Regions from separate parts of the Homo sapiens genome. Here region 1 is linked to region 2. A link is an interaction called in ENCODE POLR2A ChIA-PET data of the cell type or tissue named here. Cell type or tissue: K562. All regions are shown on one strand. Links, peaks and the distances in the headings refer to the core of each region. The heading gives the core; the rest is flanking DNA.

Evidence for each region. Peaks named below come from ENCODE experiments on the same cell type or tissue, not always from the same donor. Only the 100,000 strongest peaks of a DNase experiment are listed, where the experiment ranks them.
Region 1: POLR2A ChIA-PET joins it to region 2 with 6 read pairs; 2 of 35 experiments call an interaction of 5 or more read pairs at or near these places.

The regions. Positions count from the first base shown.
Region 1 is chr16:31,878,294-31,883,668 of GRCh38, reverse strand. The region is part of intron 1 of ZNF267 (zinc finger protein 267); the gene reads right to left. Among named protein-coding and RNA genes, the nearest start is that of ZNF267, 7.2 kb to the right of the region's middle. RefSeq lists enhancers at 3,125-3,625, 5,078-5,375. In K562, for the core only: a CTCF peak has its summit at 3,026; a DNase peak (open chromatin) is centred at 3,018.
Region 2 is chr16:31,226,530-31,231,889 of GRCh38, reverse strand. TRIM72 (tripartite motif containing 72) reads right to left here. Exons shown (of 7, transcript NM_001008274.4): 7 at 353-5,360. Among named protein-coding and RNA genes, the nearest start is that of PYDC1, 12 kb to the right of the region's middle. In K562, for the core only: no CTCF peak of the experiment used is centred there; DNase peaks (open chromatin) are centred at 1,706 and 2,629; H3K4me3 peaks cover 255 bases.

The sequences.
Region 1 (5,375 bases), core at 111-5,110, 650 kb before region 2:
AACCCAATAAATAATCTGAGAAAAATTATATTCTTCCTCTTATATAAAAATTATTTTCCAAATATTTGCTACATAGTAGTTTGTATTTTGCCTCAGTTTATCTGATTTAGAATTTATCTCAAAGGGACATACCGGCCAATATACAGAGACAACCTTAACAGAATGTTCAGAGAAGATTTCGTAACTGAGTAACGAAAACAAGAAAGCAGCCACACAATAGTGATCGAATAATGCTTTCATTTTATGTGCATATGTGCACATAATGGTAACTATATACACACTAAAAGTAAGATAATATTTCTGTGTAAATAAAATTTAAAAATATTTTAAATTGTATAAAAACTATAAAACTCTTTGTGGGTGATGCCTTTTTTGTGATGCCTTTATAAAGACCAATACATACAATGAAATAAAGTAAAGGCTCTTGTTTCTGAGTCTGGTATTTTTTTTCAAGTTTTTGTTATGTTTATTCTATGTGCTATTATATATTTTAGAATTTTAAGACAATAGACATATTTGTTATATGTTAATTCTTGTTCTTTCTCTGAAAATATAGAGAATAAATAAGCATATGCTTGTGACATGAGATGAAATAAAATGGAAACCTACAGAACTGAGACCTGCTTCAGAACTTCCAGTCTTAAAAGCTGTTATCTCCTGTCAACAAATGTGAGAGCCTTTACTCTGCAAAGAAAGCTACAAGCAAAGGGAAACCAAAAAGAAATGGGAGTCTCTGGATTAAATGTGATGGTTTATAGACATCACTCAGTAAATCCTCCCTCCTAGATACTCATTACAAAGAGAAAAATGATTAACTTTATAGCGAAGGAATCTGACAGAGAGCACCTGCACCAAGTGAATGAAGTTAGCATCGTCTGTAATAAGACAAATTGGTACCAGTGCTAATGCACAGATGGGCCCATAATCATTGCTGTGATATGGGCGGAGGGGAACAGTAAATCATAATCTTAATATAATCATAAAAAAACAATCTGTGGGGGAAGATACAGGTGACCATAGATCTTCAAACTGGTTATGTGACCCTACTTAGAAGCCTGGGCTGAGAATCACTTAGCTAAGCATTGCCTCTCAAGGTTCAATACGCATACATATCATTTGGTATTCTGGGCCCCCTCTAAGTAATGTGATTCTGCAGGTTTGGAAAGTTTCCATGAACTGGCTTCTTTAACAAGTCCCCTGTCAATGCTGATGTTGCTCCTCCTAGACCCATTATCAATAGCACTCAGCTAGAGGAAGCAGACACAGCACAGAGTCCCTTACGCCCAATACTCTAATCACAACAAAAATACTTTTCGTTCACAGTGAGGACCACCAACCACTGTCCTGAAAGATCACACCCTTTGCCAGCCATTTAAAGTCTACAGATACAGAGACTGGAGAAGACAGTTATGTCTAAGTCAGCATTTGGAAAACAGCACGGATACATGCATTAAAGCAGTGTTTATTGAGCTTGTACTATGTGCTCACAGTATGTACTGTGCTGGGAACATCACATGGTGTGAGTTAAGCCATATAAACCCCTGGGATATGGGTCCTAAGTATCCCATAATTCCCAGCAGGATTTAGATAATGGCTCAGCCTTTCTATTTCTTCTTGTTTCCCTATCACTATAAAAGCTAACTATAGACAGATGGGAGGGATACAGAAAGGAAGGAGTCAAGTTTAGTTCACAAGAATTTCTCCACTGGGCACGGTGGCTCACGCCTGTAATCCCAGCACTTTGGGAAGCCAAGATGGGTGTTATCACTTGAGGTCAGGAGTTCAAGATCAGCCTGGTCAACATTGTGAAACCCTGTCTCTACTAAAAATACAAAAATCAGCTGTGCATGGTGGCACACCTATAATCCCAGCTACTCGGGAGGCTGAGGCAGGAGAATCATCTGAACCGGGAAGGCAGAAGTTGTGTGAGCCGAGATGACACTATTCCAGCCTAGGCAACAGAGTGAGATTCGGTCTCAAAAAAAAAAAAAAAAAAAAGAAGAAGAAAAAGAATTTCTCATTATTCTCTTTATATCTTTATACTGACTTTGTGACAACTTGTGAAGCAACTACTGGATCTGCAGAAATGAAAAAGATGTTGCCAGGTGGAATGTTTCTAAAGGTACTGGTTTCAATAAGAAAAAAATTTAATTTTCAAATAATTTTGAAAAAGTGAGTCCTGTGCTCCCATTTACCTGCTTTTGGGTTTGGGGAAATTGTGAGCACCACCTCTGAAGAGATGGCAGCAGCGGCCACCCAGAAATCTGATCTCCTCTAGTCAGTTCTGTGAGGGGAGGCTCCAGGGTAGGGACAGACCTGGACCAGGCTCAGAAGAGGCTGGATTTGGGCAGAGCTGGGGCAGGGGCTGGGCTAGGCTTCTCATCTCTACATTGCTGCTTTATTTTCAGCTGTCTTTCCTAAGCCTGACCAACAAGAACTTGACTCCCATGGTTTGCCTTGTTTAAATAGTTTAAGCTTCATCCTATTTTGTAACATGCAACAAGCAATTTAACCAAAACATGTAGGGCTTTCTACGAAAATTATATTAGTAGCTACATAATTATCTTTAACAAGAAAAAATCAATATAAATAATAATTATAATAACAACTCTTTTGTCCACGGGTGGCCCTTCGGGTGGTGACATCAGAATTCACAACGTCAACATAAGGGCAGTGTCCCAAATCAAGCCCAAGTTCCCTGTACACCTCCATTCTTGCTCCTGACCACATGATGTTGAATTCAACCATTATCCGTCTGCTTTAGACTGAAAGTTCCTGGATGGTAGGGACTATGGCTGCTGCATCTGTTTTCCTAGTGGCCATATGAAATGGAAGCAATTGGTTTACCTATCAGTATGAGTCTCCAGAACTCCTCCTTGTATTTCACCCACACATTAGAAAACTGGAGCAACTCCCACTTGGATACCAAATAAGGAGATTCCTTCTGTTAAAAAAGAAACAAACCCTGATGACTCATTCTTCTCCCTCTGAGACGGAAGCAAGATTAGCCCGTTGTCAGCCTGTCCCCTGCCTGCACAGGATATATAACCAAGTGTCCCCTAGGTGCTGGTAAGAGAGTCCCTGGTAACTGTGTGATGAAAACCCAATAGTGATTCAGGCAGGAAAGACTCAAGTTGTCCTTGTGGAACCAGAATAGAAAATTGAGTTGTCATAGTAGGGCCACAGATCCAGGATCCAGATATGTTATTACCTATACCTGATCAGCTGACTCTTGGGTACAAGAAAGGACAAGATTACCCTACTCCAGTAACACAGCTCACAGGTAGGCATAGCTTTACTCATGGCTCTGGACAGTGGTGGCCCCACCCTCCCTCTGCTAAGGTGCTGCTTTACACTTACAGATTCTGCCACGAGATTCTGTTTATAAAAAGGAACCACTCACAGAACTGCTGTAGCTCACTGGACAAGGTCTTGAAAACTCTGAGGGCCTCACTCCAAAAGTAGGGCTTTACAAAGTCCATGTTGATCTCTCACAATGCAGAAAATGTCCCCTGGATTTTCTATATATCCTGAGTCCAAAGTCTGGCCCTGTCTTGTGGATCCCAGGTGGAGACCAGCCTTTATGTGCAGACCCCAGGTGGAATCAACCTGGCTCTGCAATTCTTGTGTATTGCTGTGAAGAAAACTAGAGGAGACAGCCCTTCAGGAAGGCTGCTCTCACACATCCTGGAGAACCTCAGGACCTGGGTTCAGAATTCACAGCTGCAGATTTAGGTGCTGGTGGCGCAGGGAAGTGGCATGCACCTTCTGCACATTCATGGGCATTTGGGCAAGAGGATGAAGGGAATGTTGAGATTCTCCGGCCTGCTCAATGTATGTGTGTGCCTGGTTGGTTTCCAGCCCCCATGGTCTCTGAATCAGTTTCAGGTCTGAAGATGCCAGGGGCATGGAAAGACAGAGCTGGAATGGCTAACTGATGCCCTGTAAACTTATTTTTATAGAAATCTAGTCAAACTATTCTAGAAGCGACTGAAGATCCCAAGTAAGCAGAAAGACCATTCTGCCTGCAGATTTTCGGGGCAATGGGCACTTTGCTGCACAAATGTGGGTTGTGAACAGAAATCAAAGAGGGAAAGGACCCACTGGAGTGAAGTCTTACAGGCATCGTACAGGTTTATATTCTGTGTAGTAATTCTGGGCAATGTTTGAAAAATATAATGAAGAAGAAAATCATAAAATCATCTCCAACCCCAGAAAAACTATCCATAGTGGTAGAAAAGAAAGAAAACTGTTTTATGACATAATTAGCCCAGAATGTAAAGGAATGATAGGCAACCTGCTAAGAGATTAGAAAAATACCCACTGGTGAAAAGTCACCATAATTAGTCCTCAATAGAAGACCTGACAGCACCATTTGTCAGAGAGAGTTCATCCTAAATTCACCTGGGAATTGGGAGGCCATCTGTGTTTTTTAATTGGCTATAGTCAAAGGAAAAATAAACTTCATGTCTTTATGACAGGCAGATTTGCAACTTGGAGCCAGGTGCCTGCCCTCCTAGAGAAACTGTAGGATATGGATCTATCTTCTTTGCTATTTACATTTTATATCAATGATTCCCAGTTCCTAGAGAAAGGCAGTACTGAGTCAAAAAGACTGACAAATGGCCTATTTAGCTGTTAAGAGTGATTTAGACAGGTTGTAAAACAGAAAAATAATTTACATATGAAAGTTTTCCAAAGTAAATGCTTTAAGAAAAAAAAAAAGAAAAATTTCTTTCCTTATTTTCAAGAAGGATTAAGTCTTGTATTTCTAATTTGTATTTGCTCTTACAACAGCCAGATCTAGCGCCATGGTCTTGAGCTCACAGACATCTGAGTTCCAATAGGTGCTGGATTCAGGCACCTGTGGGGTGACCTTGGGAACACCGTGTACACATAAAGAAGGGGCTTGTGGGGAAGTAAAAGGCAGAAGAGAGGAAGGTGCTATTGAGCCATGAGCAGGGGGCAGTACCAAGTTGGTGGAAGGACTGGTTTGTGCTACAGATACTGGCCCAGGTGGGACTATGCTCTGACATATCCCTGGGTCCACGCAGGCAGATGAGATTATGATTGGATGGTCCACAAGCCTAGGTTGATGGAGAAACTAGGCTGCTGCTACGGATTCAGTGTCTGGGATTACAACAAGCCAGGAGTCCTCAGGCACTTGTGTGGGTTTTTGGCAGGAAACCGGAAGCAAAGGTGCTGTGGGTGCAATTCCTGACAGTCAAGCCTTCTCCTGGGATGGACGGGGACATGTCAATGCCTAGTTGGTATGTTCAGGAGTGGGTGGGAATCATGTGGTGGCAGCTGGGTCGGGGAGGGGGTCTCTTCTCAGAACTCCTTTCCTCTCAGTGTTCAGTCCCTTCTCACCCTAG
Region 2 (5,360 bases), core at 361-5,360:
CCGTCTGCAATCCCGGCACCTCGGGAGGCCGAGGCTGGCGGATCACTCGCGGTTAGGAGCTGGAGACCAGCCCGGCCAACACAGCGAAACCCCGTCTCCACCAAAAAACTACGAAAACCAGTCAGGCGAGGCGGCGCGCGCCTGCAATCGCAGGCACTCGGCAGGCTGAGGCAGGAGAATCAGGCCAGGGAGGTTGCAGTGAACCGAGATGGCAGCAGTACCGTCCAGCTTCCGCTCGGCATCAGAGGGAGACCGTGGAAAGAGAGGGAGAGGGAGACCATGGGGAGAGGGAGAGGGAGAGGGAGAGGGAGAGCGACATCTCTTGTTTTAGCTTGAAAATTCACACAGATTCTGTACTCTATGTTTGTTTTAATGGGAACGTGACATCTTGATTTTTACTTTTGGTTAAATTACCCAACTTTCTCACCACCACCAGTATCAAGAAGAAGAATATTGGCATAAAGTCGATACTCCAAGATGCATCATGCTTCTGTGGACCGGGGTCCTTTGTGGTCAGACTGTCATGCACCCAGGGGATGCGTGAACCCAGTATAAGAGGCAACCTAAGCCGGACGCGGTGGCTCACGCCTGTAATCCCAGCACTTTGGGAGGCCGAGGCGGGCGGATCACGAGGTCAGGAGATGGAGACCATCCTGGCAAACATGGTGAAACCCCGTCTCTACTAAAAATACAAAAAAATTAACCAGGCATGGTGGCGGGCGCCTGTAGTCCCAGCTACTTGGGAGGCTGAGGCAGGAGAATGGCGTGAACCCAGAGGGCGGAGGTTGCAGTGAGCCGAGATCACGCCACTGCACTCCAGCCTGGGAGACAGTGAGACTCCATCTCAAAAAAAAAACAAAACAAAACAAAAGAGGCAACCTAGTGGGGCTCTCGTTGTTGTGAGATCCAGGGTTGCGAAGATCAGTGAGATTCTGAATAGAGAGCTATTGACGCATAATAAGGTCTCAATAAATTTTCTTTTTTTTCCTTTGAGACAGAGTCTCATTCTGCAGTGGGATAATTTAGGAATCAGAGAGACCAAGAGGTTGAGGAGGATACTTATTATTTATTATTTAGTTAGGTGCACTGGCCCGGTCAGATTAACATCCAAAAAGACTGAGCCCTGAACAAAGAGTCCGGTTACCTTTTTTTTTTTTTTTTTTTGAGGCGGAGTCTCGCTCTGTCACCCAGGCTGGAGTGTAGTGGCGCCATCTCGGCTCACTGCAAGCTCCGCCTCCCGGGTTCAGGCCATTCTCCTGCCTCAGCCTCCCAAGTAGCTGGGACTACAGGTGCCTGCCACCACGCCCGGCTAATTTTTTGTATTTTTAGTAGAGACGGGGTTTCAACATGTTAACCAGGACGGTCTCGATCTCCTGACCTCATGATCCGCCTGCCTCAGCCTCCCAAAGTGCTGGGATTACAGGCGTGAGCCACCACGCCCGGCTCCGGTTACCTTTTAAGCATTTTGTGGGGCAGGGGGAGATCTGTGCAGGGGGAAGCATATTACAGAAGCAAGAAACAAAGACAGTTATTCAGTTGAGACATGCATTACATCATTTTTTACTTTTCAAGGAAAAACATGTTTTATGACTTGAGTTTATCTGCCTAGTGACCTTGCAGCTGCACAGCTAGAGAAACAGGGTCTTCACAATGCCTGGGAAAGGGAGAGAGATAAGGCTCACTATCCACAGAAAAACAGGCAGTTAATTTTTAAAGGACTTTAGCTCTTTCTCTTCCTCAGGGTGAATGGGGTTTTCTTACATACAACTGAGTTTTTGCTTACACATTCTTTAATTTCTTTTAATTCCTGTTTTAACTCTCTCACCCAGACTGGAATGCAGTGGCCCGATCTCAGCTCATCGGAACCTCTGCCTCCCAGGTTCAAGTGATTCTCCTGCCTCAGCCTCCTGAGTAGCTGGGATTGCAGGCATGCACCACCATGCCTGGCTAATTTTTGTATTTTTAGTAAAGATGGGGTTTCACCATGTTGACCAGACTGGTCTCGAACTCCTGACCTCAGGTGATTCACCCGCCTCAACCTCCAAAAGTGCTGGGATTACAGGCGTGAGCCACTGCACCTGGCCACGATAAATGTTCTTGCTTGCAGTTTTATCATGGCCTTGGCAGGTTCAAGTTTGCTATTATGCTACCTAAAGATGTCAGGAAACACAGGAAATGTCTTGGCAGCCAGTTTCTGGGGGTTTCCAGCGTTCCCGTGGAGAGGAGGGACTCACGGAGGGGACGCTGGTGCTTTAGAACACATGTGCTGGAGGAACTCCTTTCTCTGTTCACATTTCACCTTCCTACATCCCCAGGGAGACCCTGCCTGGGTCAGGCAGCCCCACCCGACAAGGACCACCTGGATTACGCAGCTTTTCCCACAAAGCCCACCTCACTCAGTCAGCCATGGGCCATTTCCTTCAATGCATGCAGCTCAAGCTGGGGCAACTATACGCAGAAAGAACCTGTGGCAGCTTCGAAAGAAAGTTTCCTGATATAATTCCAACAAAAGGCAGCATACATTACTCAGCTCTGCAGGGAGACTAAAGCCAGCCCGGGTCCCGGAAGGCACAGGAGTGTTTGGACGGTGGCTCTGGCTGCCGGAGACGCCACAAGAGCCTTCCCTCCCTCCCTCCCACACGAACAGCAGACTTGCGACACGGTCTGATGGCCCTCCCCATCTTCCCTCACATGGGCATCTTCCCTCCTAAAATCTCTGCCCATTTAATCCTATCTTGGCATCTGCTTCTCAGAGTACCCATTTCCTCAGAAGGAGGCTTTGGGTCTCAGATACCACCATCCCTCCAGACACCATGGCCTGTGTGTAGACAATTCAATGCCGTGGGCTACACATGGTGGAGGAGCTGCTGGGCGATCCAGAGAGGAGAGTAACTGATTCTTCCTGGAGGCCTAGAAGGTCAAGAGAGGACAGGAAATGGTGGTGTTTTGGGAGAGCCATGAAGGATAAGTGGGAGGGAACTGACATTCCTAAAAAAGAAGTGCAGGGGCCAGGCCCGACAGCTCATGCCTGTAATCCCAGCACTTTGGGAGGCTGAGGCGGGCAGATCATTTGAGGTCAGGAGTTCGAGATCAGCCTGGCCAACATGGCAAAACCCCGCCTCTACTAAAAATACAAATAAAAATGAAAAAACTAACCTGGCGTGGTGGTGGGTGCCTGTAATCCTAGCTACTGCGGAGGCTGAGGCAGGAGAATCACTTGAACCTGGGAGGCAGAGGTTGCAGTGAGCTGAGATAGCACCATTGCACTCCAGCCTGGGCGACAGAGCAAGACTGCATCTCAAAAAAAAAAAAAAAAAAAAGGAGGTGCAGAGACCCCAGCAGTTCAGTTCAGCATAGCCAGAGTGTAGACATGCACAGGGCGGTGATCCAAGGTGAGGCTGGACACAGCCCACAGCCCACAGTCTACAGGGTGAGGAGCAACACAGGAGACCACAGGTCCCTCCCTCACTGTGGCCAGTCCTTAGCCTGAGCAATGACAGAGAGTTCAGTGACAGTCAATGGACAGCAGCCTTTCCCCAACACTAGGATCCCAAAGAGCTTTTGTTATGTGGTTTTATCTTTCAATATTTGCCCTGTTAGATATTAAAACAGAGAACTTTTCTTTTTAAGATGAAGCTGGGGCTGGGCGCGGCGGTTCAAGCCTGTAATCCTAGTACTTTGGGAGGCCGAGTTGGGGGATCCCCTGAGGTCAGGAGTTCGAGACCAGGCTGGCCAACATAGTGAAGCCCCTGTCCCCACTAGAAATACAAAAATCAGCTAGGCGTAGTGTCACCTGCCTATAGTCCCAGCTACTCGGGAGGCTGAGGCAGGAGGATCACTTGAACCTGGGAGGCAGAGGTTGCAGTGAGCCAAGATCACACCACTGCACTCTAACCTGGGTGACACGGTGAGACTCCATCTCAAAAAATAATAATAAAATAAAAGATGAAGCTGGGCTGGGCTCAGTGGCTCACACCTGTAATCCCAACACTTTGGGAAGCCAAGATGGGAGGATCGCTTGAGGCCAGGAGCTCGAGACCAGCATGAGCAACATAGTGAGACCTCATCTCTACCAAAATACAAAAAATAAAAAATAGTCAGGCATGGTGATGGGTGCCTGCCATCCTATCTACTCAGGAGGCTGGAGTGGGAGGATCATGTGAGCCCAGGAGGTCAAGGCTGCAGTGAGCCACAATCACACCATTGCACTCCAGCCTGTGCGACAGAGCAAGACCTTGTCTCAAAAAAAAAAATTGTTTTTTAACTAAAAACAGATGAAGCTGGAAGGCCAGCCTGTAATCCCAGCACTTTGGGAGGCCAAAATGGGTGGATCACCTGAGGTCAGGAGTTCGAGACCAGCCTGGCGGGCACCTGTAATCCCAGCTACTCGGGAGGCTGAGGCAGGAGAATCCCTTGAACCTAGGAGGCGGAGGTTACGGTGATCACACCACTGCACTCCAGCCTGGGCGACAGAGCGAGACTCTGTCTCAAACAAAACAAACAAACCAACCAACAAAAAAAATGGCAGAACAGCTCAAATGCTAAGCCAAAGACTGGGGGCTTTATCCTGTAGGCAAGAGGGAGTTGTTGAAAGTTTTGAGCAACTGAGTCCCGTGACCACATTTGCATTTTTGGAAACATTACCAAGTCAGGATTAAAGGCTGGAGGGCAATTAGGAGGCCTTGCAGTAGGTCACATGTCTTTTCATGTGGATTTAATGAGGAAGGAGTCAGAATATAACAGTTTTATTAATGGTGTTGGATTTTACAACCAAATAATCCCTTAGCTATATTGTTTTATTTTCTAACATGAAAGAGCTTCTACCGTTAATCCTCTCTTCTGTCTCCTGAAGCCAGGGCTCCACAGGCCTTCCTCTGGGAGACACACCCAGGTGTGCCGCCTTCCCCTGCCAGATCCTCAGGCCTTTCTTACCCAACTCACAACTTCCCTTTCACCCTTAGTCCCATACCCACCATCTCCCGAGAAAACCTCCGCAATGGGCTGCCGGGGCCCCAGGCCCTTCCACCCATCCCGCCAGCACACCCTCCCCGTGAAAATGAGTGACCCCAGGCCAGCGTCTTCCCTCAGGAGAGAAGCCTGTCTGGATCCCCAAAGGCCTCTCCCTCCAGGGAAGAGGGACTCTCACTCTGGCCTCAGTGGTTACTCCAGAGCCCAAGAAATGCCCTGTGCGCTAAAACCAAAGAAGGTGTGAACCAGCAAGTAAGTGGGGAGCGGCCAGTTCTGGGACATCTAGTTGGGGGCCTTCTCTTCCCCATGAGCAGCAGGGACCAGTGTGACCTTGGCATCAGGCTCTTTCTCTTGGCTGGCTTCCTCAACGTTCAAGACGCTCGATAAACATA